Regions from separate parts of the Homo sapiens genome. Here regions 1, 2, 3, 4, 5 and 7 are each linked to region 6. A link is a loop called in an ENCODE intact Hi-C map of the cell type or tissue named here. Cell type or tissue: endothelial cell of umbilical vein. All regions are shown on one strand.

Evidence for each region. A loop is a pair of places that touch in the nucleus more often than their neighbours do. Peaks named below come from ENCODE experiments on the same cell type or tissue, not always from the same donor. Only the 100,000 strongest peaks of a DNase experiment are listed, where the experiment ranks them.
Region 1: a loop joins it to region 6, with 2.3 times the contacts of the local background. A loop is called at or near these places in 2 of 110 quality-filtered maps.
Region 2: it touches region 6 in a loop (6-fold over the local background); 3 of 110 quality-filtered maps call a loop at or near these places.
Region 3: it touches region 6 in a loop (5-fold over the local background); 6 of 110 quality-filtered maps call a loop at or near these places.
Region 4: it touches region 6 in a loop (4-fold over the local background); 5 of 110 quality-filtered maps call a loop at or near these places.
Region 5: it touches region 6 in a loop (11-fold over the local background); 2 of 110 quality-filtered maps call a loop at or near these places.
Region 7: it touches region 6 in a loop (10-fold over the local background); 6 of 110 quality-filtered maps call a loop at or near these places.

Annotation. Positions count from the first base shown.
Region 1 is chr14:72,779,641-72,783,640 of GRCh38, forward strand. The region is part of intron 1 of DPF3 (double PHD fingers 3); the gene reads right to left. Among named protein-coding and RNA genes, the nearest start is that of DPF3, 110 kb to the right of the region's middle. In endothelial cell of umbilical vein, no CTCF peak of the experiment used is centred here; a DNase peak (open chromatin) is centred at 2,301; H3K27ac peaks cover 558 bases.
Region 2 is chr14:72,606,909-72,610,908 of GRCh38, forward strand. It overlaps DPF3 (double PHD fingers 3), which reads right to left. Exons shown (of 11, transcript NM_001280542.3): 11 at 2,126-4,000. It also overlaps a transcript of RGS6 not described here. Among named protein-coding and RNA genes, the nearest start is that of MIR7843, 92 kb to the left of the region's middle. In endothelial cell of umbilical vein, no CTCF peak of the experiment used is centred here; a DNase peak (open chromatin) is centred at 1,623; H3K27ac peaks cover 353 bases.
Region 3 is chr14:72,882,079-72,886,078 of GRCh38, forward strand. All of the region lies in intron 1 of DPF3 (double PHD fingers 3), which reads right to left. Among named protein-coding and RNA genes, the nearest start is that of DPF3, 10 kb to the right of the region's middle. RefSeq lists a silencer at 1-89. In endothelial cell of umbilical vein, no CTCF peak of the experiment used is centred here; a DNase peak (open chromatin) is centred at 2,043; H3K27ac peaks cover 2,057 bases.
Region 4 is chr14:72,902,943-72,906,942 of GRCh38, forward strand. LOC107984711 (a long non-coding RNA gene) reads right to left here. Exons shown (of 3, transcript XR_001750998.1): 2 at 3,531-3,616. Among named protein-coding and RNA genes, the nearest start is that of DPF3, 11 kb to the left of the region's middle. In endothelial cell of umbilical vein, a CTCF peak has its summit at 2,190 (motif pointing left); a DNase peak (open chromatin) is centred at 2,159.
Region 5 is chr14:72,799,843-72,803,842 of GRCh38, forward strand. All of the region lies in intron 1 of DPF3 (double PHD fingers 3), which reads right to left. Among named protein-coding and RNA genes, the nearest start is that of DPF3, 92 kb to the right of the region's middle. In endothelial cell of umbilical vein, no CTCF peak of the experiment used is centred here; a DNase peak (open chromatin) is centred at 1,699; H3K27ac peaks cover 1,662 bases.
Region 6 is chr14:72,663,189-72,667,188 of GRCh38, forward strand. All of the region lies in intron 8 of DPF3 (double PHD fingers 3), which reads right to left. Among named protein-coding and RNA genes, the nearest start is that of MIR7843, 150 kb to the left of the region's middle. In endothelial cell of umbilical vein, no CTCF peak of the experiment used is centred here; DNase peaks (open chromatin) are centred at 1,263, 1,613, 2,293 and 3,653; H3K27ac peaks cover 4,000 bases.
Region 7 is chr14:72,514,814-72,518,813 of GRCh38, forward strand. It overlaps RGS6 (regulator of G protein signaling 6), which reads left to right. Exons shown (of 18, transcript NM_001204424.2): 15 at 3,538-3,724. It overlaps MIR7843 (microRNA 7843), which reads left to right and starts at 2,007; the gene lies at 2,007-2,085. RefSeq lists an enhancer at 1-458. In endothelial cell of umbilical vein, CTCF peaks have their summits at 1,391 (motif pointing right) and 2,242; DNase peaks (open chromatin) are centred at 1,448 and 2,268.

The DNA of each region.
Region 1 (4,000 bases), 120 kb after region 6:
TGGGTAATATAATCTCTACTTCAGACCTGAGAAAATTTAATAAGCTAGAACCTCTGGCACACAGACATAAAAGTCTGCAATCAATAGCCATTCCTTTCTCCTTCCCCAAAGTGCAGTACTTGCTGCCACTTTGTGGCATGACCCTCTGCCTGAGCAGGCTGATACCCACCATGTGATGCAACACTCACTATTGCGGTGTCCTTGAGGCTGTCGGGGACCCACTCAAACCTCTGTCCCAGGACAGAAGGCCTCTGGGTCACCAAGGCTGAGCCTCAGGCATCCAGGAGAGCAGGGCAGCTGATGCATGGTGACCCCAGCAATCCACCCAAGGACTGCCCTAAGCACAGAGACCACATCTGGCTTGTTTACTGCTCTCTCCCAAAGCCTAGTACATGCTGGGTCATGCCTGCCACATTGGGTAAATGATGAGTGAATGAGTGAATGAATGAATCCTCCTCTGACCCCCCTGCATATATGAAACAGACAGCCCTACCCCTGAATCTCAACAAAACACTTTACTTATATCCTTCCTCCCACCTGGAATTTTTGTATTCTGTCCTTGTCCTGGCTGATCTTAGCCTAGTCAAGAGCTGGCTGAAAACTTGCTTCTTCCAGGAAGGTTCACAGGTTATCTCTACCAGTAGGGTTTGCTCTCTGGCTTCTCTGAGCTACCTTATCTGTCTTACTTTATTTTTGATGGTCTTTGCCACCTTCCTTATCTCTGCTCACTTAATTAGATTGGAAGTATCTTAAAGACAGGAACTGAGAGCTATGTGCTTGCATGCTACCCAACCATGCACAGTACTGGGAATGTAGAAGCATGTGATAGATACATTGCTTGACTGAACTATCATGTCATCCTCAGCAAACTAATGAAAGCTTCACAGTTGAGAGGTGCTTGGAACGTTCTAACTTTCTCCATGGGAACATGAGGTGAGCCTGAAGTTATCTGGCTACTTCTCCAGAGCCCAGGATTAGGCATCTGAAAATAGATATCCTCCAAGTTCAAATCCTATTGAGTTTTTTCCCATATCCTTAAAAAAAGGTCACTTCAGCTCCTGAGATTTTCATTTCTCCATGTGCAAATTCATGCTACCCTGCAAGGTGCCACAGAACTGACATTCTCCTTCTCTGAACTTTACAAGAAGCTCACTGATTCTCAATGCTGCTGACATCAGACCTATGCCAGGAAAACCAGCTCCTTCTCTGCATGGGTAGAAATGCCCTTCTTGTGCTTAGTGAGAATGCCATCACCACATGCTCCAAAAGAATGCTCTCAAACTCAGGATTGTGAAAGAATCGCTAAGGGGTGGGAAGCTGTGCAATTCTGATTCTAGAGGCTTGGGATGTGATCCAGACATCAGCTCCCCAGTGATCCTGAGAAATTTGAGACTAGCTGATCTAAAGATAGCTCCCCAACCTCTAAAACAAGGGCATGAATGAGAGGGGACTTGTGTTGCTCCTCAGCCACCATGTTTGAATGGCAGAGCTGGACGGCCCAGTTAGCAGACTTTGTTTCATTCAGCTGGTTTTGTTTCTGTGGGAAAACTTCTTTCAGGCAGCTGGCATGGATTACCCTGGCAGCACTAACCTGCAGCAGACTAATCCCACAAAAGTCCTCATCCCTAACAAAATTGCCAAAAGCCCTGGTCAAGGCAAATGTATGAAGATCTGACATCCTTAGTCATTCTGTGGGTGGCTCTGACCTTCAAAACATCTCAGGAAGGGCACATTGGGGACAAAGGTATCCCTTGGGAAAGTTATGTCCGACAAACAGCTTGAACCCTAAAACATCCATCATGACTTCGATGTGGCTCAGTCTGATGTTCAGGCCCAGTAGACCCAATAAATCCCTTTTCCAGCATCTACCCTGGTGAAGACTTTTCAGGGACTTATTATGCAAAGCTGCCTAAGCAAGACAGAATTTATATTGAACCTGGCCATGATTTCTGAGCCGCCACTGGGTGTTCTGATGACATACACATCTCGAGGTTGAAGTCAAGGAGCTGCCAAGGACAAGAGACTGGTGGCAGGATAAAAGCAGTGTGATTCCTTCCAGTAAATAATGGTGGGGTGGCGGGGGAGGTGGGAAGGGGACGCTCCGGGGAGGAAGAGGACCGTAGCTTTTCTTGTACCCAAGGTTTGCCTTTCAAATGGCATCCAGACGTGACCAAATAAATCTCTCCTCTGGAGGCTAAAGAATGTGTAGAATGCAACAAAAGTGAGGTGGTGGAGAAGCCTGCTTTATCTAGGGTGAATCATACCTAGAAAGAAAACATGCATCCGTCACAGAAATTTCATTGATTGAGAAAATATTTTTAGTTTCCTGGTCCACAGACTGAGTCCTTCCTGAAACTCTCACTATGAGCTGGGCACTCGGATGTTGCCTCCTGAGTGTGATCGCCTATAGAAGCAGACTATTGATTAGAGAAAATTCTTAGACAAACAGATCCCCAGCCCTCATCTTTGCCACTGGAATGCAAAGGGTGCTGCCCTCCCCAGTAAAGGGAATATCGGTCTGGTATTTAACACGGCCACAAAGAACATGTTGTTCTATAGTCAATTCTCTATACAGCAGCCCAAGTGATTTTTTTTTTTTTTTTTGAAACAAGGTTTTGCTCTGTTGCCCAGGCTGGATTGCAGTGGTGCAGTGGAGGAGTGTAGCCTCCACCTCCCAGATTCAAGCAATCCTCCCACCTCAGCCTCCAGAGTAGCTGGGACTACAGACACACGCCACCACACTTGGCTAATTTTTGTATTTTTTTATAGAGGCAGGGTTTTGCCATGTTGCCCAGCCTGGTCTGGAACTCCGGGGCTCAAGCAGTCAGCCCGTCTCAGTCTCCCAAAGACCTGGGATTACAGGTGTGATCCACTATAACCAGCCCCAGTGATCTTTTAAAAACAGAAATCAGGGCTGGGCACGGTGGCCCACGCCTGTAATCCCAGCACTTTGGGAGGCTGAGGTGGGTGGGTCACGAGGTCAGGAGTTCGAGATCAGCCTGGCCAACACAGTGAAATCCCGTCTCTACTAAAAATACAAAAATTAGCCAGGTGTAATGGCGGACACCTGCAGTCCCAGCTACATGGGAGGCTGAGGCGGGAGAATCACTTGAACCTGGAAGACAGAGGTTGCAGTGAGCCGAGATTGCACCACTGCACTCCAGCCTGGGCGACAGAGCGAGACTCCATCTCAAAGAAAAAAAAAAAGTGGAAATCAGGCCATGGCATTCTCTCCTACTAACACCTCCAATGTCTTCTCACTGCACTCAGAGCAAAATCCAAACTCCTTCCCATGGCTACAGGTCCCCAGGCTGGCTGGGCTCACCTTTCCTGCTTCATCCTGTCCCCTGCCTCCTTCCCCGCTGGGCTCCATCCTCACTGCACTCCTTTCTGTTCCTCTTCTATACTAAGGGTATCTCACCTCAGGACCTTTGCATATGCCATCTCCTCTACCTGGCATGACATGCTTCTCCCAGATCTTCTTGTAGCTGACTGCTCCTCTGAGATGTCTTCTTAGGTTCACCCTATCTGGAAGTAGCCCACCCCACCCCAACCCTGCCCTACCCTTTGCTATCTCATATACTTTATTTTTTTCATAACACCACTATCAAAGTTTTTCTCTTTGCCTACTGATCATCTATACACAACTAAATTGCAAGTGCCACGAGAGCAGCGTCCTTGTCTCATCAGATTCCCAGCCCCCAACGCAAGACTTGGCACATAGGAAATGCTCGACACATATCACTCAACAAAAAAATGAAAGCTCTAGGCCCACCTGCAACTGACAGCTTGAATGATACCGAATCCTGGCCTTGTAGAAGGCTGGAAGTCAGTGCTGGCAGGAGACCCCCAGCACAGGGAATAAGAATCACACAGCTGCCACCACCTGATTCCTGGCCCTTTCTGCCCAACACAACATAAATGACAGCAGGTCAGTGGCACAGTCCACAGTCCACACTCAAATCTTGATCATGGCCACCCACATACCCCAAACCTGGAG
Region 2 (4,000 bases), 56 kb before region 6:
TCCTCAATTGAAAGCTTCCTGAGGTCCTTACAAGAAGCAGATGTTGGTGCCATGCTTCTTGTATAGCCTGCAGAGCCATGAGCCAAATAATCCTCTTTTCTTTACAAATTACCCATCCTCAGGCATATCCTTTAGTAACACAAAATGGACTAACACCCCCTCCCTCCTCCATCCCTCTGACTCAGGGCAATGTCAGTTTCTGGGCTGCATTATAATAGTTAACTTTCTCAGGTCCAACAGAACATGGCACATCTACTGCCTTCTCAAAAGACCTCTCTCAGAAATTGATGGGATAAAATGTCTTCGTCTGTTTGGGCCCCTATAATAAAGTGCCATAGACTGGGTGGCTTATCAACAATAAGCCAAATTTATTTCTCACAATTCTGGAGACTGGAAAGTCCAAGATCAAGGTGCCAGCAGATTCGGTGTCCAGCAAGGGCCTGCCTCCTCATGGACAGCCACCTTCTCACTCCAACTTCACATGGTGAAGGGGCAAGGGGTCTGTCTTGGGCTTCCTTTATAAGGGCACTAATGCCGTGCATGTGGACTCTGCCCCCCATGACATAATCACCTCCCAAAGTCCCTGCTTCTAATACCATCACCCTGAGGGTGGAGATTTCAACATATGGATTTTGGGGGACATACCATTCATACCATAGCAGACTAGGATGCAATGCCGGGTTCCCTGGGGTTAAAGCAGAAATGTGCACAGCTCTCTGTGCAGATGAAAGGCCTGAATGTGGGTGTCTGTGTAATCGTCTGCTGCCTGGATTTTGTTATATGAGCCTAAGTCCCCCTGATTGCTGAATTTAGCAGTTCAGCATTGCAGGTCCAGCTGTCACTTGAAACTGCTTTGGGTGAAGGCCTGGCCTTTCCCCTCTGGTCCCTGAATGCGAACATCTCTCCCACTGCAGAGATGGCTCGACAACCTGCTCAATGACCCATGTCCGCAGCAACCATCAATGGCTTCTCTGCCGAAATAACGGCCCCACATTATGCTTAGAAAAGCAAAGGCTGAAGGCGCATGGATGACTCATTAAAGAACAGTGCAGCACTCACTTAGGGGAGGAATAAAAAGTGACATGGTGTCTTCCCACTGCCATGCCCACCTGTGTCTTACCAAAATGCACAGTAGCTTCCAACTAAAACCACGCTGACTGATCGAGACCAGGGAGCTCATGTTCTAGTTCCCTCAATTTCCCCCTTGACCCCGTTCATCACATGTTGTACTATTACCTGTCTGGTGCCTGCCTCCTTGGCAAGATTGTGAGCCTCATGAGAGGTAGAGCTTTGTCTTCTCTGCTGTAGCCCCAGTACCTAGCATAGAGTAGAGGCCTTTATTTATCTATCTAAAATTTATTTTTGGGAGACTGACTCTTAACTTGCAGCCTCAGGAAACCAATTCCCGCATGGACCAGGAGTCCTATACCCACAGGCTGTTGCTTTAAGGCCATTGCTAAGCAGACTCTAGAGACTCTAGGGGCAGATGTGTCCTCTGTGATACCTCTTGCTCCTTGCCCAGGGCAGCCAACTCACTGCCTTCATGGAAGGCAGCTGAGAGAAAAGAAGCAATGACTCAGCTGGCTTCTAGATGGGTCCTGCACCAGAGGTCTCTCTCTCTCCCCAACCATATTCCCCCACCTCTCCTGTGAGTCATCTCTGATTCATCAACCTCCCTTCTCCTAGAAAATCTAGGGGGCTCCTTTCAGGATGCCCTAGGAGCTTCTCTGAGGGGTCTCCAGAAAAGGAGCTGCTCTACTCCTGCAGATGAAGCTCTCAGTTAAGGCCTGAAGCTATGCTGCCCACTGTGCCCATGAAAGCTGTCACGGTGACTGTGGCTTCCCTGGTGCTATGTATGACGTGGCCAGAAGCTCATCACCAGGCAGCAACTGAGACCTGGAATTTGTTGCTCCTGGAGTCTCCCTGCAACCATGAAAGCACTAGTGTTTCTCTGGAGCCTGATGCACACGCATGCGTGTTTCTCTCTCTCCCTCTCTCTCTTTCTCTCTCTCTTACACAATGCAGTCCTACTGCACACCCCAACATGAAAGGGCTCTACCCCCACAGGATCTCTACATTTGCAAGTGAGGTCCTAACTATCCGTAGGGAAAATAAGAGTTTCCAAGAGTTTTAAAGCCTTTTATTTGTTTACACATTCTCTAAATTGCAGACAAAAGATTCACTACGTGGGTAGTCAACATTGCTAACCAATCACAGAACAAGATACTAACCACAGCAAGGAAGGGGTAGGGGCTTGTGACTCAGTCTTTGAGAACGTGCGAGCATTCCATGGGATATCGAGGGGTCCCAAAGAAGAAGGCTGCTCGATCCCCACATTCTTCATCTCATCAGCGACAGGTCTCCCTCCCAGAACCCCATCAGGACAGGAGAAAAGGCAGCAAGAGAGGTGGGGTGGTCCTGGCACGTGGGCCACCAGTCTTCTGAATGAAGAGTGAGTCCCGGGTCAGGAGTCCACATCAGGTGTGGGCTGCTTCCAATCTGTAGGTTCTCCTGGAGATTGTCACAATCTGCCAGCTCTCTGGGAATCACAGAACCATCATGTCCCCTTAGGATGGCAGAAGATGTGGCACAGCCTCAATCTCCAACACTGAAACACTGAGAGAGCTTGATACGTTCCTTAGGCAGGGCAGAAACATCACAGCACTTCACGTTAGGAACCACGAAAGAGTGGGAACCTGACACACGTGGGAAGGGCACATCCCCAGAGGACAGAGGACAAGGGTGGCACACACACCTACAGAGACCGCAACCACATCACAGTGAAGGAGGAGGACAGCTAACGGGGTGGGAGGTGGGAGCTTTTTGTTTGTCTGTTGCTGTCGTTGCTTTTTAGAGAAGCCAGGGTGGGCCAAATGGAGATATTGTCTCAAGACCATTACACACAGCTTCCCAAATCTGTAGCCCTTTTCTGTAACCTCATGAAAGCTGTGTCAGACTCAGTCCTGGTCTGAAGTACCAAAGCAGCCCAAGGCAAAACCTCATCTGCAAGAGGCAATGCGGCGTTGGGTCCCAAGGATCAGTGGGGAGGGTGTTCAAAAGAGCAAAAAGGGAAACCCTCTTTCATAGGCATTTCTCTCACTGGAGACCCACTCTCTTGGTCATTCCTTTATGACTGAGAGTCTCAGAAGGAGTTGTGAGTGTGAGGTAAAAGAGACAAGCAAGCATTTTGGAATGATGGGGATAAAATGTTGCAGTGGCTTCCCTCTCTGGTGCCCATACCTGGAAGAAGCAATCCCAGGTTTGCTTCGTATCTGCAGGTCTAGAGACATCAATGGAGGCAGCAATTGGAGATCTCAGTGTGTTTCCAGGGTCTCTGACTCAACTAGAGGGCATCCAAGGCCTGGTGGAGCCTGTGCAGGCCTGAGCTTCCTCGTGGAGCAGCAGGTAGGCAGCTCATTCCCAGGGACCTGGTCATCCTTCCTACCATAGGAGCCACCTGCCAAAGCCCACCCAGAGGAATCCCAGCGTTCACAAATGGAGGCGCCCTCACCAAAGCCACTGGACCAGCCTGTCCCTGAGAAGAGACACAGAGGGGCTTCAGCAATGAGAAGAAGAAAACCAATTTCTTTTGGCTTCTTAGCAGAGATGCTCCATGTCTTGGCTGTCAGAGAAATTGAGCTTACAAATTGCCCTCACCCTGAACCCACTTGGCAACGGGGAGATGACCTGGTTGAGGTCTAGTTCTGGCTTTTGTGAATCGACCGTGTGACGTAGACAGCACAGCATCAGGCCAGGAAGGCGCCTGATGAGACCGTGTTCTCAGCCTGAGAGCGCGCTCAAGGGCAGGTGGGAGATGGAGCCTTCTCAGAGCTCAGCCACTGGCTCTTGGGCTCCCAGGTTCATCCCTCAAGGAGCTGGGGACCTGAGGGCTCAGGGCCCACCACTGGCTGCCTGGGGGAAGTGCTGCCAGTCTGGTGTGGAAAGGGTCCAAGTCAGAGGCCTTTGCCTCACCCCTTCCACCAGCAGGGCCATTCAGAGA
Region 3 (4,000 bases), 220 kb after region 6:
GGTAGCTGTGTCTTCGTCTTCTAAAATCTCTCTACAAAACTTGGGTTATGTTTATCTGAGGGACCAGGGAAGGCAGTGCAGAGTCAGGGAAAGTAATGAAGAGGAAGAAAAGACAGAAAAGATCCTCAAAATTGTCATTGCTGATCAAAGCCAGACTTTTAACACAAAACTAAAAGGTCAGCAGAAATGGTGGGAACTCTTTTTTCTTTCTTTACTTCTTTCCTTCTCCCTTTTTTCTGCAGCTAGTTTTTGTGTGTAAAATGAAAAAGAGCTCCAAATTTTGGGGCTCAATCTAAGTCAAAAGCCAGCTATTTCAGAAGTGTTAGAAGAACAGGCCCTTCTCTATTCTAAGGGGAAACCCTCCAGTTCTTCCTTGATGAAAATATAATCAAGAGAAATGATTGGGGGAAAGTGTTTTTTTCTCCTCCATAGAACTGGGATTGGAAGGGGAGTGTGTGCATGGGGAAACATAAGGAATTATGCATTTGGATATGCATTTTAATTAGGTGGACAGAAGCAGCCGCCTGTTAATTTTTCTTGCTTGTTTCCACTTAGCATTCATCACAGGCAGAACTACCATAGAGCGCTCCCACGATAATAGATGGTTCTGCATTGGCTAAGTCCTCAGGGAAAATAATTAGCAGGAGAGAATATATTCTCTCCCCTCCCACTGCCCCATCCACCCTGCCCTCCCCCTATCACCAGCACCGCGTTGCCGCCCCTCTCCCCACTCCCCTCACCTATAGTGGTTTTCCTAGGAAAAGCCGAGGGCAGCAGTCAGCCTCCTGGTTTGCTAGCACTTACTTTGCCCTGCCAAAAAACAAGGGTCTAGGAGAAGAAACAGACAGATCAGAAGTCTCTATTGGAGTGGAAGCTCCTCGATGTAGGGAGGGAGTCAGGTGGCTGTGCTGATTAGTTCTCAGGGGCAGGCAGGCAATCCATGTTGGTTGTGGGATGAAGGAACTCCAAAGAGGATGAGAGAGTTCTCGTTGTGCTCAACTGGCAGCCAAAGATGTATCGAGAGTTGCTGGTTGAGGACAGCAGGAGTAGGGATGATGTTTTTTGCTTCATTTGCTCTTGTAAAGGAAAGTTGCAGGGCCAAGTAAGTGCAGTGGTTTTCACCTGCAATCCCAGCATTTTGGGAAGCTGAGGTAAGAGGATCACTTGAGGCCAGAAGTTCAAGACCAGCCTGGGCAGCACAGTGAGACCCCCATCTCTATAAAAAAATTAAAAATTAAGTGTGGCAGTACGCACCTGTAGTCCCAGCTACTTGGGAAGCTGAGGTGGGAGATCACTTGAGTCAAGGAGTTTGAGGCCACAGTGAGCTGTGATGGCACCACTGCACTCCAGCCTGGGTGACAGAGTGATCGCACTACTGCACTCCAGCCTGGGTGAGAGTGAGACCCTATCTCCAAAAAATATATGAGAAAAGAAAATAAAGAAAGTTGTAGCTTTGCAGCAAGACTGAATCTGAACCACTTCCAAGGCTGGCAACCAAGACATGCATGTAACTCTGAGATCTGACCCCACCGCAATGCTCTCTGGTCTACTTTTCTATAAAGAATCTGGCCTGGCATGGTGGCTTACGCCTGTAATCCCAGCACGTGGGGAGGCCCAGGTGGGCAGATCACTTGAGGTCAGGAGATCGAGACCAGCCTGGCCAACATGATAAAACCCGATCTCTACTGAAAATACAAAAATTAGCTGGGTGTGGTGGCATGTGCCTTTAATATCAGCTACTCCTGTGTCTGAAGTACAAGATCACTTGAACGTGGGAGGCAGAGGTTGCAGTGAGCCAAGATCACGCCACTGCACTCCAGCCTAGGCGACAGAGTGAGACTCTGTCTCAAAAAAAAAAAAAAAAGAAAAAGAAAAAGAATCCATTCTTGCCACTGACCTCCAATGCCAACAGCTCACTCTCCTTATTCACAAGCAGATCTAAGCCCCTGCCCCGCCTCCACTTCTTCTCTCTCCCTCAGTCATCTCAGTTGAAGGAGGAGCCAGAGACCAGGCAAGGACCAAAGGCCCAAGTTCCCAGAAGAGCACCCCACTCTACCAACCGCGCTTCTGCTTCCTCTGGTTTGGTGGGTGAACTCAGGTCAGGGCTATGACCGGAAATGAAATGAGGGTTTCCCCTGAGCTCACATTCTCACTTATTTCAAACCCAGACAATAGGAAAATCCCACTGAGATCCCAGGGCTATTTACACAGCCTGGATGAGTAGACCTTGCATTTCCTGAGAAACAATGATTAGATGTGATGGGTAATGCCAGAAACATTTATTTTTGTTTTAATATTTAAAATAATGTTTAATATAGTAGGTATTATTGACTGCCTGAGGAGGCCATGATCAGCTACAGGAAACTTTTAGTTCTCATAGTAACACCTCACATTTGCACTTTCCACCTTCTGAAATGTTTCCACATCCATTATTTCATGTGGGCCGCTGCGGGGAAGCCAGGCTGGAGGAAGGGGAAGGGAGGAGAAGGGAGACACAAGCTCTCCTGGCTGTTTGGAAGGACAGGCCTGACTTGCTAACTCCTGCCCCCCAAGCTATCCTGTCATCACCGTGCTTCCACCCACCTCCTGTTGTCAGACATCACATCTCCATCCACCTAGGAAGCCTTCACTCCAAGCCTCACCAGGTAACTGCTAGTGCTACAGCCCCTGGAACTGCCTCAAACCCAAACCCTGACCCCCACGAGGAGTCCCTGCCCTCAAAGGAAGGGGGATATAGGCTGGGCACGGTGGCTCACGCCTGTAATCCCAGCACTTTGGGAGGCCGAGGCGGGCGGATCACGAGGTCAGGAGATCGAGACCGTCCTGGCTAACACGGTGAAACCCCGTCTCTACTAAAAATACTATATATATATATATATATATATATATATATTAGCCGGGCGTAAGGCGGGCGCCTGCAGTCCCAGCTACTCGGGAGGCTGAGCCCGGGGAATGGGGAATGGCGTGAACCCGGGAGGTGGAGCTTGCAGTGAGCCGAGATCGCGACACTGCACTCCAGCCTGGGCGACAGAGCGAGACTCCGTCTCAAAAAAAAAAAACAGGAAGGGGGATATGAGGGGAAGGCAATCCCTGTGGCTGGGGATGGGAGAATTGAGTCTCTGGGTTCCTAGTTCCCAGTGTGTTTATCCCAGAACGCAATGGACTACCAATAGAGGGAGAGGCAGAGAGGTTGAATTCTGTAATACTATTAGGTTTGGGTTTTTTTGTTTGTTTAGTTTATAAGGTGGAGAATGCCTATATTATCTAGAAATGTAGCCGCTAATTTTTTGGGTTTGTTTGTTTGTTTGTTTGTTTGTTTGTTTGTTTGTTTTTTGAGATAAGGTCTTGCTCTGTCACCCAGGCTGGAGTACATGGAGTACAGTAGCGTGATCACAGCTCACTGCAGCCTCAACCTCCCGGGCTCAAGCCATCTTCCTGCCTTAGCCTCCCGAGTAGCTAGGACCACAGGTGTACACCACCACACCCGGCTTTTTTTTTTATTTTTTGTAGCGACAGGGTCTCATGATATGTCCAGGCTGGTCTTGAATGCCTGAGCTCAAGGGATCCTCCTGCCTCAGCCTCCCAAAGTGCTAAGATTACAGGCATGAGCCTAGCTTAGTCCCTAGATTTTACAGTCCAAAAATGAAGGAGACCTAGGCATAGTGAAAACCCAAAAGAAATGAAAATGGGGACTCAAAAACAGCCAAAAGGTGAAACAACCCAAATGCCCATCGGCAGTTAAACAGGTAAACAAAAAGTGGGCTATCCATACAATGGCCATAGAAAGGAATCAAGTTCTGACTATGCTACAACATGGATGAACAAACATTGAAGACATTATGCTAAGTGAAATAAGCCAGACACAGAAGAACAAATATTGTATGTTTCCCCTGATATGGGGTGCTAAGAATGCAGAATGGTGGTTCCCAGGGATGGTAGGAAGCAGGGGATGGAAAAGTATTGTTTAATGCATACAAAGTTTCTCTCCGGGATGATGAAA
Region 4 (4,000 bases), 240 kb after region 6:
AGCTGTTTTGGGAAGCAGTCCAGCAGTTCCACAAATGACTAAACATAGAGTTACCATGTGACCCAGCTATTCCACTCCTAGGTATATCTCCAAGAGAAATGAAAACATATGTCCACAAAGAAACAGGACATGAATGTTTATGGCAGCATTATTCACAATATCCAAAAGGTGGAAGCAACCCAAATGTCCATCAGCAGACAAATAGATAAGCCAAAGGTGGTGTATCCATACAAGAGAACATTATTTCGCCGTAAAAAAAAATAAAAGTACTGTTACATGCTACAATACAACATGGATGAATCATGAAAACATAGTGCTAAGTGAAAGAAGCCAGTCACAAAAGACTGCACACTCTATGATTCAATTCTCATGAAATTCCAGAATATGGAAATCCACAGGGCCAGGAAGGAGATTAGTGGTTACTCAGGGCTGGAGACGGCAAGTGTGTGGGAATAGGAGGGGGACAGCTGAACGATATGGGGTTTCTTCTCGAGGTGATGAAAATGTTCTCAAATTGACTGTGGTGATGGCTGCACATATCTCTGGATATACTAAACACTATTGAACTGTGTACTTTGTTTGTTTGTTTGTTTTTAGAGACAGTATCTCACTATGTTGCCCAGGCTGGACTCCTGGGCTAAAGGATCCTCCCACCTCAAGTGACCACAGCAGGAGAGATGGATAGAAGCCATGGAACCAGCTTTGTACACTATAATGCCCAGCTTTGTACACTATAAGTGGGTAAATTTTATGGTATATGAATTATATCTCAATTAAGCTATTTTTAAAAATTCTCTACTCATAATAAATACCAGAAATTTCTGTGGCTATTTTCTCCTTTAGAACTGTGTTAAACAGGTAGAAAATGGAGACTATTAGAAGAGATTCAATTTTCAATTTGGTGCTTCTATATTTATATGAAGCCTGAAGGCTGAGGTGGGAGGATTGCCTAAGTCCAGAGGTCAAGGCTGCAGTGAGCCATGATTACACCACTGTACTCCAGCCTGAGCTACAAAGCAAGACAGAAAAAAAAAAAAAAATCTTGTATATTAGCTACTCTGGAGTGACTCCTCAAATGAAGTCTCACAATGCGGGCTGAACTGAGAACCTGTTTTACTTAATGACCAAAGCTACTCCTACCTCAAATTTGGGTTTCTTTTAAGTTCTGAGATATAGTGCGGGTAGGAGGGACAATTCCATCTGAATTGAGGTCCTTTTTCAGTTTTATAATGTCTTTAGCTAGTTTTGATCATGAATTATGAATTTTGGATAAACTTTCATGTGACAAAACCAAGGAACAAAAACAAGGAATATGACTGGAAGCACTGATGACAATATCAAATAGTATAAAAGTCTAAGGAAGGAGGGTGGTAGTGGAGAAAGAGAAATCCAAAAACCCTAGAACTGAATCCCAGCTTGACTACTTCCAAGGTACACAACCTCTGGCAGGTGACTTGACCATGAACCTCAGTGTACTCATCTGTAAAATGGGGCTATTCATACCAGCTTCTGCATGTGATACTGTAAGTGACATAAAGAAGAGTAACTGACACACAGTCAACACTTGAGAAATACTTCTCCCTTCTTCCCAGATAGAAAATGCAAAATTGAGAACTCGTTGATGCTGAACAGGAACAAAGAAGGGAAAGAACAGATGACAAGGAATGGTGGAGTTAGAGGGAGTCTGAGTTAACAGAATGAGACCAAACAAATTCATTGTAGCCAGATAGTCCTGGACCAAAATGGGAGATAAGGCTTGCCTGTGTTCAAGGAAAAGGGGCATTAGACAAAACAGAGAGCAAAATGAGAACCGGACTGGTCTGTCTGTAAGCCTTTTGAGGTTTAGAAAGGAGCCAGTCCTTTCGAGAGCTTCATGCTGAGATATTCTGGAATTAGATAGGGATGTGGTGGATGACAGCAGGATGGGATTAAATGCAACAACCAGGATATGCAATTACTAACAAGTTACTCACTGTTCTCAGGGATAGTCCAAAAGCCTGGGTTTTAGGAAAGCAAGCCTTAATGGAAACAAACCAACGTCTAGTCCACATTAGAGTGTCTCCTTCTTTGATGCCCCATTGGGAGGAGGATGAAGTTGTGCAACTGTTTTTTGCTGAAGAGTAAAACAAGTTTTCAAACAGTGCCCTAAATCCCAGTGCCCAAATTTGTTACTGGCAATTGGGCGCCCTCTAGTGTCAGTGAGCAGGGATGCCACCCTTTGAAAGTCATAAAGTTGGGAAATCCTGTTGGGTTCCAGCTCTAGAAGGAACTGCCAAACAGCAATATTTACATGGGTACCTGGAAGGCAGGAAAAGGTTGAAGGAGCACCACTATGACACAAACGAGTTCTTCTGTCAAGAAGTTCTGGAACATAGTAAGTATTCATGAGATGTTTGTTGAAAGTGAATGACAATTAGGTCCATGACAGACAGTCCTGCATTAATGCCCCATCAGGATATTGACATGTAAAGAATACACCACCTGTCAAACCGATGCAGCAATGAAAAACTTGACTGCTCAGATCTTAGGATACTTTTTTTTTTTTTTTTTTTTTTGAGACAGAATCTCACTCAGTCACCCAGGCTGGAGTGCAGTGGTGCGATCTCAGCTCACTGCAACCTCCGCCTCCCGGGTTCAAGTGTTTCTCCTATCTCAGGCTTCCGAGTAGCTGGGACTAGAGGGGGGCCATCACGCCTGTCTAATTTTTGTATTTTTAGTAGAGACAGGGTTTCGCCATTTGCCCAGACTGCTCTCCAACTCCTGGCCTCATGTGATCCGCCCGCCTCAGCCTCCCAAACTGCTGGGATTACAGGTGTGAGCCACCATGCCCAGCCAGATCTTAGGATACTTTCTGAGTGATATAGTTGAGTAAGAACCATGGCTAGATCACTTAGCTGAAATTAAAGAAATTACTCCACTGGATCAACCAAAATATACATGTTGTAACAAAAGTAAATCCTCTTGGCCAGGTGCAATGGCTCACGTCTGTAATCTTGGCACTTTGGGAGGCCAAGGCAGGCGCATCACCTGAGGTCAGGAGTTCGAGACCATCCTGGCCAACATGGCGAAACCCTGTCTATACTAAAAATACAAAAATTAGCCGGGTGTGGTGGCACATGCCCGTAGTCCCAGCTACTCAGGAGACTGAGGTGGGAGAATGGCTTGAACCTGGAAGGCAGAGGTTGCAGTGAGTGGAGATTGCACCACTGCACTCCAGCTTGGATGACAGAGTGAGACTGTGTCTCAAAAAAAAATAATGAATTAATTAAGTCCTCTTTATAATTCCTCTTTTCCTTGCTGAGCTTTGGTGAGTCCATCTGCAAATTCAAGGGGAGCAGAGACTTTCCTCTAAGAAAAGATGACCTGTGATCCTGCATACCATTAGAGCAGTAAAACATGTTCAAGTTATTTCTCACCTATGCTGAGTCAGATGGGGGGAAAAAGATGCCCACTTCCATAGCCAGAGCTGTTTTTGCATCAGATCTGTTATTCATTGAGAGCAGAAGAAAAAATTAACCTCACACACTTACCTCAAATTGTTTGCCCATCTAGTTCGTTTGTTGCCAGAAACTTAGATTCAGTAGACTCAACAGCACATGAAGCAAGAATTCCCGAACTATTCCAGTTTTGCCCAGAAGGAATGCAAGGCATGAGAAGAAAAAAATTAAAAAAAAAAAAAAAACAGCCTTAGTATGCACTGATCCAGTTTGCTCATAGTGCCCCGATTGCTGGGGTAGCCAGCAATGCTTTGGAACCTGCCTTCTCCCTGCTGCAAGAACTTGGAGAGACATTCCCTGTGCAACCCCTGTGCAAATATAAGACATGCACCATGCCACTTTCATTTTGTTTCTTTTATTTTTTCATCTTTTTTTCTTTTTGTTGCTTACACCTGTAACAAAACTGCAACCCACACTACTTTCTTTGCTCATGAAACCTACAACACCTTCTGCTTCTTCCTTTGTGAATGCCATGTTGTACCTGTAGCCTATATCTATGTCCC
Region 5 (4,000 bases), 140 kb after region 6:
AGGCCTGTTTACAAAGGATGCCAATGTAAAGAAAAGTGGAGTTTAGAGATGAAGGAGAGATGGAGGGAGTCAAGAGGACCTTGCTGAGCCCCTAGACCGAGTCACGAGTGAAGAAGATACACTCACGAGCTGTTAGTTACATGAGCCCACACATTCCTCTGTGTGCTTAAGCACTATGAGTTGAGTTTCTTGCCATTTGCAACCTTAAAAAGCCCTGCCTGATGCACATCCCACCATTTGATGTTACCAACAGACTCTAATAAGGCTGAGGAAGAACCCAGGGGCCCCATCCAAATACCTCTAGGCTGCTTGAACTCAAATGCTTTTGAAATAAGGATGGTTCACTGTGGCTGTCAGATGCCACACATCAAACCTGAAAGGAAATTCTAGCCAGGGAATGCTACAGATGGCAGCTCACCACGGCCCCCACCACTCCTTATTGTCTTTGTCAAGCCCATTTCCTCATTTACTTTACCTGCCTGGTCCCTTTAAATACATAAGTTTACCATCCCTTATTAGATGGATAAATAGATAAATGGATGGATGGATGGATGGATGGATGGATGGATGGATGGATGGACGGACACATGGATGGATGCATGGATGCATGGATGGATGGATGGACACATGGATGCATGGATGCTTGGATGGATGGATGGATGCATGGATGGATGGATGGTTGCATGGATGGATGGATGCACAGATGGATGTATGGATGCATGGATGCATGCATGCATGGATGGATGGATGTGTGCATGAATGAATGCATGCATGCACAGATGGATGCATGGATGCACAGATGGATGCATGGATGGATGCATGGATGAACGGATGCATGGATGGATGCATGAATGGACGGATGCATGGAGGAATGGATGGATGGATAGATGCATGGGTGGATGCATGGATGGGTGCATGGGTGGATGCATGAGTGGATGCATGGGTGGATGCAGGGATGGATGCATAGATGGATAGGCAGACAAGCAAGCAGTTATGTAGTTGCAAGTTGAACCTACACACAAATAGGCATGATACAACTAAAGAATTAAAACGGCAGCCCACTGCAGTCAGGGGGCCATCTGACAATATAGGAAAGGAGATAACTATAGGCTTACTTCTGTATGGTTTTGGGTGTCTGGAATAACGGGAGATGACTCTCTGGGTAGCACTCACCCTGTAGTTGTGCTCCTCCCTCTCAAGCCACAGTGGTTAACACCACCTTACCAATAGTGCAGTACAAAGAGAAGCCAGTCCTGGCATTCACAGGTAGCTGTGAAAAGCTGGCCCTAAAAGGCAGTCTCGCTCAATCCCCAGCATCTACTTGGATCTGGGCAGGCAGCCACAGAAACAGAAGAAGCTACAGAGGATGCAGGCACTGGGTTTTGGTGTCTGGACATGGAAGAATTGCAGGCCAATATCCACAAATGTATCCGTGAGGCTCTGGTCTTGAAACAAGGATGTGAGGACCCCAGGATGGCTGGTGAGGGACACTAAGTGGCTCAAAGAACTGAGAAAAAAATAAAAACATAGCAGCAATAGAGACCAGAGTCCGAGCCAGGACAAGGCCTGTCCCTCAGCCACCTGGCTGAAGGCATCATCATGACCTCAAGGAGGTAACTGGTGAGTCATACAGAACCACACTGTGCACTCTTCACCATGGTTTATATGCTCACAGTTCAGGCAATTGCTTAGAAAACTGCATATCGTTCATGCCCCTATGAATCACTTTCCTCCTTTTGTTGTCTTTGTGAAGTCATCACAAAGTTCTGAGTGGAAGAATTCTTCCAGGGACTGCCAAGGAGTGACACTGTAGCCAGGTGGGTTCAGCTCTCACTTTGCTCAGGATATGGGTGTCCAGTGGCGACAGATCAGGAAAATAGCCCCATACTAAATGGTGCCTGGACAAGGCCCATACACACTTGGATATGCTGTCCTGAACACAAGGCACAAGACACAACACGGGAGGACCTTTCATCTCATGTCTCTTACAGCCAGGGACTGAAGGTGTAGGACAGTAGGAGAAAATAGAGTTTCACATAAAACACCCCAAGGACATCAAAGAAGGCTAGCTGCCAAGAGGTAGGAAGAACTAGATTCTTAGGGACTTATCCTTGGGGATTGATACCACCCCTGCCAGGCATCCACCTTTGGGGTGACTCAGAGCCAAGAAAACAAAGGCATGGGATAAGCCATGGAAAACAAATTCCTGCTGAGTAGCAAAGAGAGTGGCACCAACAAGTGGCACCATGTGAGTGACAAGAGCAAGCAAATGCTCACACAGGGACAGCTGGGTGTGCAGGGCCATCACAGCTCCCCCTACCCCCACCACCTGAACACTACGAGACAAATGGGACTCCTGGTTTCTGCCCTCAACATGCTTATATTTGAGAGAGGCCACAGGACCAGCGAGTGCAGAGTCATGGCGAACTGTACACAACCTGGAGTCAGGAGACCCATGTTCTCACCCTGTTCTGTTGCCTCGGGGGCCCTGAAGCCCATCGCTAAGTGTTTTGGGCTCCAGTTTGCTCATCTGTCAAGAGAGAACCCTTCACACAGCTCCTAAGTGCTGTGAGTCCCTGTCTCTCAGACTGGCTAATCTCCAAGGGCCTGCCAGGTCCCACATGCATGCTCTTGAGAGTCACATAGATATCAAAGCTCAAAATTAGCTCCTGGGAGTGGGAGCAAAGCTTCTGAGCCCCCAGCCCCTCCTGTGAGCACATACCTCAAGGCACATGCCCCCAACAGCCCAGAACTGACACATTTTTGATAGTTCCTGAGTACATGGATTTCCAGCCCTGGAAATGTTTGTTTTAACTTACCAGGAGAAAAGAATTTGGATTCTTTTTTAAATATACACAAAGGGAATACATTTGTATATTTTCAGATACAAAGTGGATGGGAAGCAAGGCTAAAGACTGTTCTTTTCCCTTAGCTCATGTGAGTGCTATTCCTCACGGTGAATTCTCCAAAGACCATGAATGGCAGAGATCTTTGATCTCCCTTCTAGCCTGTCTCGATGTGATAGCCTGGACATGGGCAGCTATCACGCCACCCTTCAGAACCTCAGCACTTCAATGACCACATCCTGCCATCATCACCCCCATGGAGGTCCAGGGCCCCTGCCCCACTGCCTACCTCTCCACCTGTGCCCACCTCTCCACCTACCCGCCCCTTGTCACATTGACAGATAAAATACAGGACTCCCAGTTAAATGCAAGTGTCAGATGGAGAACAAATAATATTTTAGTATAACATGTGCCTTCCTAGGCAGCACAACTGAAGCAGGCCCCTTCCAAGGATAGAAAAGTCCTCCTCTCTTCCTAAGTTTGTGTCCATAGAATCTCATCCAGTGGCCTTTCTGTCCCCTGGCTTCAAATGAAACCTGCCACTGCCTCTCTCTCAGGGTGAAGTGTGAAGACCGTGGCTTCCAAGGCCAATAGGCATGGAGGTAGTCATCCCATTCAGACGCCAATGGTTCTTAGTCAAAAAAGCTGCTTATGGCTGGAGTCAAAAACATGTCTAAGCGTGACTATCAGCCCCAGTGCAGAAGAGTCTGGGGAGAGGGAGAAACAAGAAACAGATATTACCACAAAACACTCCAAGGGAAATCTCACTACAAAAAAAGAGGTTGTTGCCTGGTGATGGCTGGCAATGGGCCATGAAAACCTAGTTCTGATTTTTAGATACAAGACACAAGCCCAACGTGTCACCCAGCCTGGATCCCATAGAGGTCACATGGACAAAACAGTACTTGAAGATCTTTGACCTGCCTAGGTGGGCAACTGGAGTGGAAGCTCCACAAGGGTATGAATGCTGTCTTTTGTTTTCCTCATCTCTATGGACTAGTCCATCTAGTCCAGGACTAGCCTCAGAGTGAGCATCCGATGATCGTAGGAAGACTGAATGAATGCGTGAACACATGAATGAATGCCTACATTCTCCAATATGTCCCAGAAAGTGTCAAGAGCTTTGTAACGCAAAAGGCTCTGAACAACTCAAA
Region 6 (4,000 bases):
CCTCCACTTAGAAACCAAACAAACTGAATCTTTTCACAGTTAAAACACCCCAGAAAGGACCTTTATGATGTCATCTCTCTCCCTGCCATCCAAGTAGAAATGAGTAGTTCTATGGTATAGAACCAATTCAGCCACAGAAAACCCCATCAGATGCCTCATTTGGCCTAAGCCCAAAAGGACACTGCTTCCTTCACAAGCACTCACACTCAGCCCCAACCCTGCCCCAAGTGATTCAAGTGTGTCAGAGTTACTCGGAGACAGTCCCCAACCAAGAGACCAGTTCCAGTCCTCTACTAGCACAGTGATCCCTTTGTCAGCCTTGGAACCTGGTGGTGGTTCACACAGGTGGGCCCTTTTGCCTGGATAGCCACGCATAGCTTTTGCTTCTAGCTGAAATGAAATCTGCCATTTTGGTCTTTGGAACGGAGTAGTTGACACAAAGGAGTGAGCAATGAAACCAAGTACTGCCACATTTCACCCCGGAAGCAGTTTCTGAAAGCAGAGATGGGTGTCCCAACAGTGCCTAGATCACATTAAGCTGAGCGATAAGGGAGGGAGAAGAGGGAGAATGGGCCTAAATGGAAAATGGCCAAGCCAGCAAGGAAAAAAGCTCAAAAGCAAATGAGCAGCTCAGCCTCTTCCAAGTTGAAAGGCCCCTCCCCTGCCCCACCTCTCCTGGTACCCAAGCATCACTCAATGGCCAGGTGCACAGGCCTGGATTAGATGCTCTTCCAAAGCTGAGACTCCATTCATCCAACTTTCCTCCTTGACCAAGTCCTCCCTCCACACCTGCTCCTGTTCCTTGCCTCTACCCCATCCCACCCCACTGTCTCCCTTTCTGATCCGCTTTGCTGGTGCACCCTACCCCCACTTCCCTCATGCTCTTTGCTGTCACCACCTGCCTCTAGCTCCTTCCCTTGACTGATCAAACCCAGGTGACCTTTCCTGGGACCTCCCACAGAACGCCTGCCGATTGTTCTCTCCATGGGCATCTGTCATCATTTCACTCCCTGCCAGGAGTCTTTCTGTCCCTCTCCCAGTGCCCTGACCCCTCTGGTCAGATGTTACCTGCCACTCTGTAGTGAGTCTGTCTCATAAGCTTACCCCACACCTTTCAGTTTCTTCAAATTTCCACCCCGACCTCCCAACACACACACACATGTATTTTTCCTTTGCCCCACTAAAGCCACCTAGAAAATCATGCGTGAGTCCCAACTTGGCACTCCTAACTTCCATTTTCTCTTTTGTTTCCTCTGGTCAGGTCAACTGCAGGCCACAAAAATGAAACAATGTGCAGCTGTGTTCTTAGTCTCCTGCTCTCAATCCCCTGCAAGAAGGCATAGTTTTCTACCCCTCCACACACATGGTCAACCCCTCCCCACCCCTGTCCTGACATCCCCCTTTTCTCTCCTTTACCCCTCACCACCACCTCACCACCTCCCACCTGCCCCCTCTGACTTAACCACTGGATGCTGTGTCCAGAGACTTCTCCATTCTTTCTGTCAACAATATTTATTAAGCATCCTCTATGCATAGAGTGAGATTTGGTAAGACTTCCACTAATTATCTCAGAAACTGCTCAGTTCTCAGTTTATTTCAACAAATAATTATGGCACACTGGTGTCAGGCACTGTCTGGAGGATATGAGTGATATCACCTTTGCCCTCAAGGAACACGCCATCTGTTTGAGAAGGACTACAAGCAAACATGATGTGTTGTGATAAGCACAGGAGCGGCAGGAACAAAATGCTATGGAATGGTACTTAGGCGGGTTTTCAAATGGTGATTTTTGCCATTTTACATGGGTTAGGTTGTGATTCCCAGCTTTGCTTTTTGTTCGAATATTATCTCCATTGTCTCTGACAATAGACATTCTTGCCTACAGATTCAACAGCAACGGTCCATCTGGAGCTCTTTGTTGATCTAGATGGCTTCCTCCAAGAAAATCTTCTTGTCTACTGAGATCCATGGCAAAAATAATCACATACTACCCCATGACAGCTCTTACATGATTTTAACTATTTGTGAATTTCTAGTCTGATCCACTAGGTCACAAAATAAATCCAATGGCCAATAAATTCATTGCCCCATGTTTAATTTTATCCTATCCTTGACAGTGCTGAGCAGTCACACGCATACTGTTATTACTCAGTCCCTAGTTGCCAAATGAACCGAGGTATATCTGAATGAAAATGTTATCATCCAAGGTCTGTAAACAGAATAGCCTGAAATCTCAGCTGAAAGGCCAAATGTCTGAGTCACCAGTAATGGGGTAAATCAATCACATACCTCCTGATGTAATGCACTGAGAAGGATACAACATCATTTCTAAGGTATTCTAACCAAAATGCACAACTTCAGTTTAGTCATTAGAAAAACAGCATCCAAGCCTGAACTGAATGGCTTTTGCTATGAAATGACTAACCAGTATCGAGGTTGTGAAAAACAAGATTGTAGTACTAACTATTCCAGATTAAAGGACTTGTAAGAGGACATGGCAACCTGTGAGCCCAGACTGGATCCTGGACCAGAAAAAGGACACTAGTGAGACAACTGGCAGAATTTGCATAAGGTCTGTAGGTTATAGCATTGCATCGATGTGAATTTCCTGATTGTGATCATTGTACTGTGGTTATTTGAAGAATCTGGGTGAAGGACATATGGGAATTCTTGGTAAAATCTTTGTAAGTTTTTTGTAAGTGTAAATTATTTCAGAAGTAAATTTTTTAAAAAGCCATAGTTATTGGTTGAGTTCCAGTGGTGAGATACTTTGAAAACCTAATTGCCAATGTTTTTTATCTAATAATTCAGTTCTGACAGGAATCTTCCATCATTCCCATTTATTTTGTAAACCAATCATGCAGAATGGCTTTTCCTATATTGCTATTTTGAATAGGTGATCAGAAATCACTTTTATTAAACACCACAATATTATATAATTCAATGTTTTTGTGTTAGAAGCAATTGGGTTTGTGACCAGGGCCCAAAATGTTCACTCCCTGCCACCATTACTCCCGCTACCACTGGCACCACAAAAACAGTGACCATTTAGGAAGCTCAACTTTAGTTCTCCCAGAAAGTTCATGAGGACTTAGACATTGCTACTTCTCAGAAAGATTCTAATGTGTCATAGTTTCATTTGGGGTTTCTGTTGTTTCAGTTTTTTCTTTTACAGAATCAAATACCTCCTTTTCATCCAATAAATTCTTGAATAAAAGACCTACAGGCATTTTACTGATTTCACTCAAGAAATCTTCCAAAGATGATCTTTGGGGAAGTCAGTATAGACTTAGGAAAGATTATTAGAAGATCCATACATCATTTACTGAGCCTGGAACTTTAGACAAGTCATCAAACAGGATCAAATCTCAGTTTCCTCATCAGTAAAACGGGAATAAATAACATCTACCCTACCTCATAGAGTTAAGCATCATCATGAAATAATATAAGCTACATATTCTAATAGGGAAAGAAATGTCCATTTCCTCTCTCAGAAACTGAGGCAGAGATCCCTGTCAACAAATTCACACAGGGAGCTGAGCCCAGAGCCCAGAACTTGTCATCTCCACTCTAGGCTTCCACACACCAGATCAAAGACACCTCACTCAGAAAATACACAACACAAGTCACTTCTCCTCCAAAGGCTGAGCAAAATCCCCTGAGGAAAAATTCCTAACAGATGAGTCTGCTCCAATTTTAAGTACACGTTCAAGATCATATTCATCAGATGTAACAGGAGGTATACTGGGATAAAATTAATTAATTTTATTCCACCATGAGGTGAGAACCCCCAAACACCCTTTAGTTCTCTCCCTGAGTAATGATCTTGCATTCCCTCCAGTGCTGTATAAAGCAGTATCAGTCTGTAGCCCATTAGATGCAGAGAGAGATGCAGAGTAAGCAGGAACCCTTAAAGGGATGCTATTGATGTGAACATCACATTTTTTTTTATTAAATTCTTCTCTCTAAAATACCGGTAGCAAATTGGATTACTGTCTTT
Region 7 (4,000 bases), 150 kb before region 6:
TTGGGGAGGAGCGGTACCTGCAGGTTTTTTATAAGAGCAGAAGCTTCCAAAGCTTCAAGGGGCTTCCCATGGGCAGCAGATGTGCAGAGAGGAGCTGCTGTGGCTCTCTGCAGCGGGGAATGTGGCCTGGGCTCTGAGTTCCCAGCTCAGGCCTGTGGGGCTCGAAGATGGCCAACACTAACCAAAGCCTGTTCTGAATTTCAAATTGACACAAAGGTTCCTCAAAACCAGTGATGGTAAACACATACGGGATGTCAGGATGCTGCTGTGACAGCAGTTTTGCTGTTGCCTGAGAGAGACAAGGCAGGTCAACTCCAAGGCAGACAGAAGGCCAGGGAGAGTCCCCAGTGTGTGCAGGGAGAGAAAACTGCTGTCTAGGGAATGTTACCCCATACCTTCCCCCTCTCCCTTCTTGCCCTTTCCCCCTCCTTCCCTCCCTTTCTCTCCCCTCCCCTTCCTCTTCCTCCAGCATGCCTGTTGTTTTCACTTGTACTTAAAAAAATTCTTGGTTTTATGTGACAAAGAAAACCTTTTTATTTTTACATAAAAGTTTATTAAATTTGATTCCGCGGCCTGGTGCAATGGCTCACGCCTGTCATCCCAGCACTTTGGGAGGCCAAGGCGGGCGGATCACTTGAGGCCAGGAGTTCAAGACCAGCCTGGCCAACATGGTGAAACCCCATCTCTGCTAAAAATGCAAAAATTAGCTGAGCATGGTGACATGCCCCTGTAATTCCAGCTACTCAGGAGGCTGAGGCAGGAGAATAGCTTGAACCTGAGAGGCGGAGGTTGCAGTGAGCCGAGATGTAGCCACTGCACTCCAGTTTGGGTGACAGATCATGACCCTGTCTCAAAAAAATTGATTATGAAATTTGTATTTCCATCAGCTCCGGTCATCTCTATATCCAGCTGAGTGATGTACATTTTCATGTGGCACCCAAATCATCCTGCAAAAAGGACCCTGAGCCCTCAGGAACCGCAGGGAGCCTGCAGAGCTCCCAGGGTCCTCAGGGCCTTCCCACAGGGGCTCAGCAGCTCCTCCTCAGTGCTGACAGAGGTGACAGAAAGTGACCTCCCATGTGGCATTGATTGAGGGGGCAGGAAATCACCCAGGTGTCATCCATTTGTGTGAGAAGTTGCAGGGGCCCAGGGGGCGTGGGAAGACGCTGACCCAGAAGGTTGCTTCCAGCCAGGGATTCAGCCCAGACGGCCTCCCTCTGTGAACCTGGTTCTCCTGTCTGCCTAGCATGGGGCTGAGGAAGCCTCACTGACTTCGTCTCTGGACATTTGACCCCTTCTGGGCCTTGGAAAAGCCAACACTGGCTTCTTCCTATAGAGCCAGGTTCCCCGCATCTTTCACCTACTGGTCAGACATGGCCTTCCAGGCAGAGAAAGCCTTGTAGGTACTCTCACCAGCAGATGGCCATTTTCACTTGGCAAGCCTCCCGGCCACTTCCTTCTTTTCACAGCAGACCTGAGAGAGTGGACAGAGAGCCCTACAGAACCTAGGGCAGGCCTGGGAGATGGAGGAGACCCATGCCCCAGCTCAAGAGTCAAGGGCCCACCTGAACAATGAGGTAGGGGAACAGCTCCTTTCAAGCCCTTCCTTCCCCACCCTCTCTGGACTCTGGATAAAGAAACACGACTGCTTTCCTCTCACCCAGAAGCCAGAAGGACCTGAGCACCCAGGACTTGTGGCTGTCAGAGAGCTGTGGAAGGGCAGGGGACACCAGATGGCAGCAGCAAGAGCTGGGCGGCAGCATCTGCCCAGGCCACCTGCGGAGAGAAGGCTGGAATCCGAGGGATCACACTGGGCCAGCATTGAGCCTGTGGCCACCACACTGACCCCTCCTCAGCTCCCCCTCACAGGACCTGAAAGCATTTCTGAGTTAAGTCTGCATAGGAAGTTTTCCAGAGCCATGCCACATATCCCTCCATCCACTCAGTGCCCATTTTACAGATGAAGAGAGAGGCACCCAGAAAGGTACACCAAGGCAAGATATGGCGTAGACAGGATGAGGGCAGAGCCAGCTTCCTGATCTGATGGAAGTCATGAAGCCTTCTCTGCCTTACGCTTGGCTCTGCAGGGTCGCTGAGAGGTTCCTTTAAGGAGATCATCAGAATCCTAAATGGCAAAAAATGGCAAATCAGGGGAAGAGTTGGAGCCCAGCATTTGGGGACACACACACACACACACAGTCGTCTTGCCTTGCAGAAATTGGGTTGCATTACTCCAGTCTGCCACTGAGTGGCACCTTTGGGCCATGCACTTGGCTCCAAAGACATTTCTCTGAACAGCAACAGAAAAACATGTTTAACCCTAAAAAAAAAAAAAAAAGAAACAAGTACATCTTACTTTGGATGAAATTTGATGACAGATTGAATGCACTGTCTGCACTTTCCACCACGTCATGTTTCAGCTTCGCTTGTCCCTCCCTTTCTGTTGACTAGACTACCTGTGATTCCCGCTGCTCTCGGAACCAGCACAGGACCTACTCTCTTACTCACTGATGGGGGAGCTGGCCTGTCCATGCACAGGGCAAAGGATATGACACCCAGACCTGGATCCTGCTGCAAGGCTGCCTTGGGAACCATCCTTAAGACCCGGTAGCTGTTGTCCAAGCTTTGGCTCTGGCTGCTGCTGCTCTCAGCAGAAAAGAGCTCACTGCTCCCATGCGGATGCTGAGGGATTAAACAGAGGCAAATACGGAAGTGAGCAGATTTTTCTCTCTTGCTCTCAGCAGAAGGAGAACCATTCTGCAGAGAAGTTTTCAACATATGCCTCTTCAGCATTGCTCCAGATGCGTCCGTCTTCACTCTGAAACCCATATATTGAGCACCTACTATTTGCCAAGCACCGTGCTGAGCACTGATGTGAATTGGCTCAGTTTCTCCATCTATAATAGGAATGGCTGGTTCATTCTTACACAGATAGTCTTTATGATTCCAGGACACTGCCTGCTTCTGGGATCTCTCCTCCATTTTGATGCCATCACTTGATCCCAACTAGATTTGACAAAGGGTCTCACACTGTCTGCATGGTGGCATGTATGTAGCACTGGGGTTCTCAACCAGGAATGAGTTCATCTCCCAGGGGACATTGGGCAATGTTTGGAAACATTTTTAGTTGTCATAACTTGGGAAGGGGGGTTGCTATTGGCATCTAGTGGGTAGAGGCCAAGGTTGCTGCTAAACATCCTACATTTCACAGAATAGCCTCAACAACAAAGAATTATCCAGCCTGAAGTGGCAATAGTGCTGAGGTTGAGAAACCTTCATGTAGAAGGAGAGAAATCCCGTTCTGATAACGAGAAGCACATTGATCTTTTAATATGCAATTCTTTTCTGTTCTGCACCATAGGAACACCTTTGATGTTTTCACAATCTCCATGGTCTTTGCAGCTCATGTAGTGGCATCAGGGCAGGCTGAGAGATGCAGCAGAATGGGTTTCATGGGACATCAGCTCTGGGGCCATCTCAGGCAACATCCCGATGCTGAGCCCCCTGGAACTGACTGTGTTTCTGCTCCCACTTCAGGTTCTGGCTGGCTGTCCAAGATCTTAAGAAACAACCCCTACAGGATGTGGCCAAGAGGGTAGAAGAAATCTGGCAAGAGTTTCTGGCTCCAGGGGCTCCAAGTGCAATCAACCTGGATTCTCACAGCTATGAGATAACCAGTCAAAATGTCAAAGATGGAGGGAGATATACATTTGAAGACGCCCAGGTTTGCTTATCTACTCAAGTGGTTGTCATAAGGTGTTCATTTGTCCCCTTCATTGCCTGACCTATTAACACAAGTTCAAGGCATTGTGGGTAGTTAAAATTTCAGATTTGGTTATTTTTAAGTTCATCAGTGGAAACCATTTCAGATAGGCGCACAGCAAAATCCCAGGATCGTTTTCCTAGATGGGTTATGTATTACATAGAAACCAAAATGTGCAGTTATATGCTTTATTTGTTCCAGGAAAGCCTCAAAGTGTTTTACAAAATCTGAAGGCTT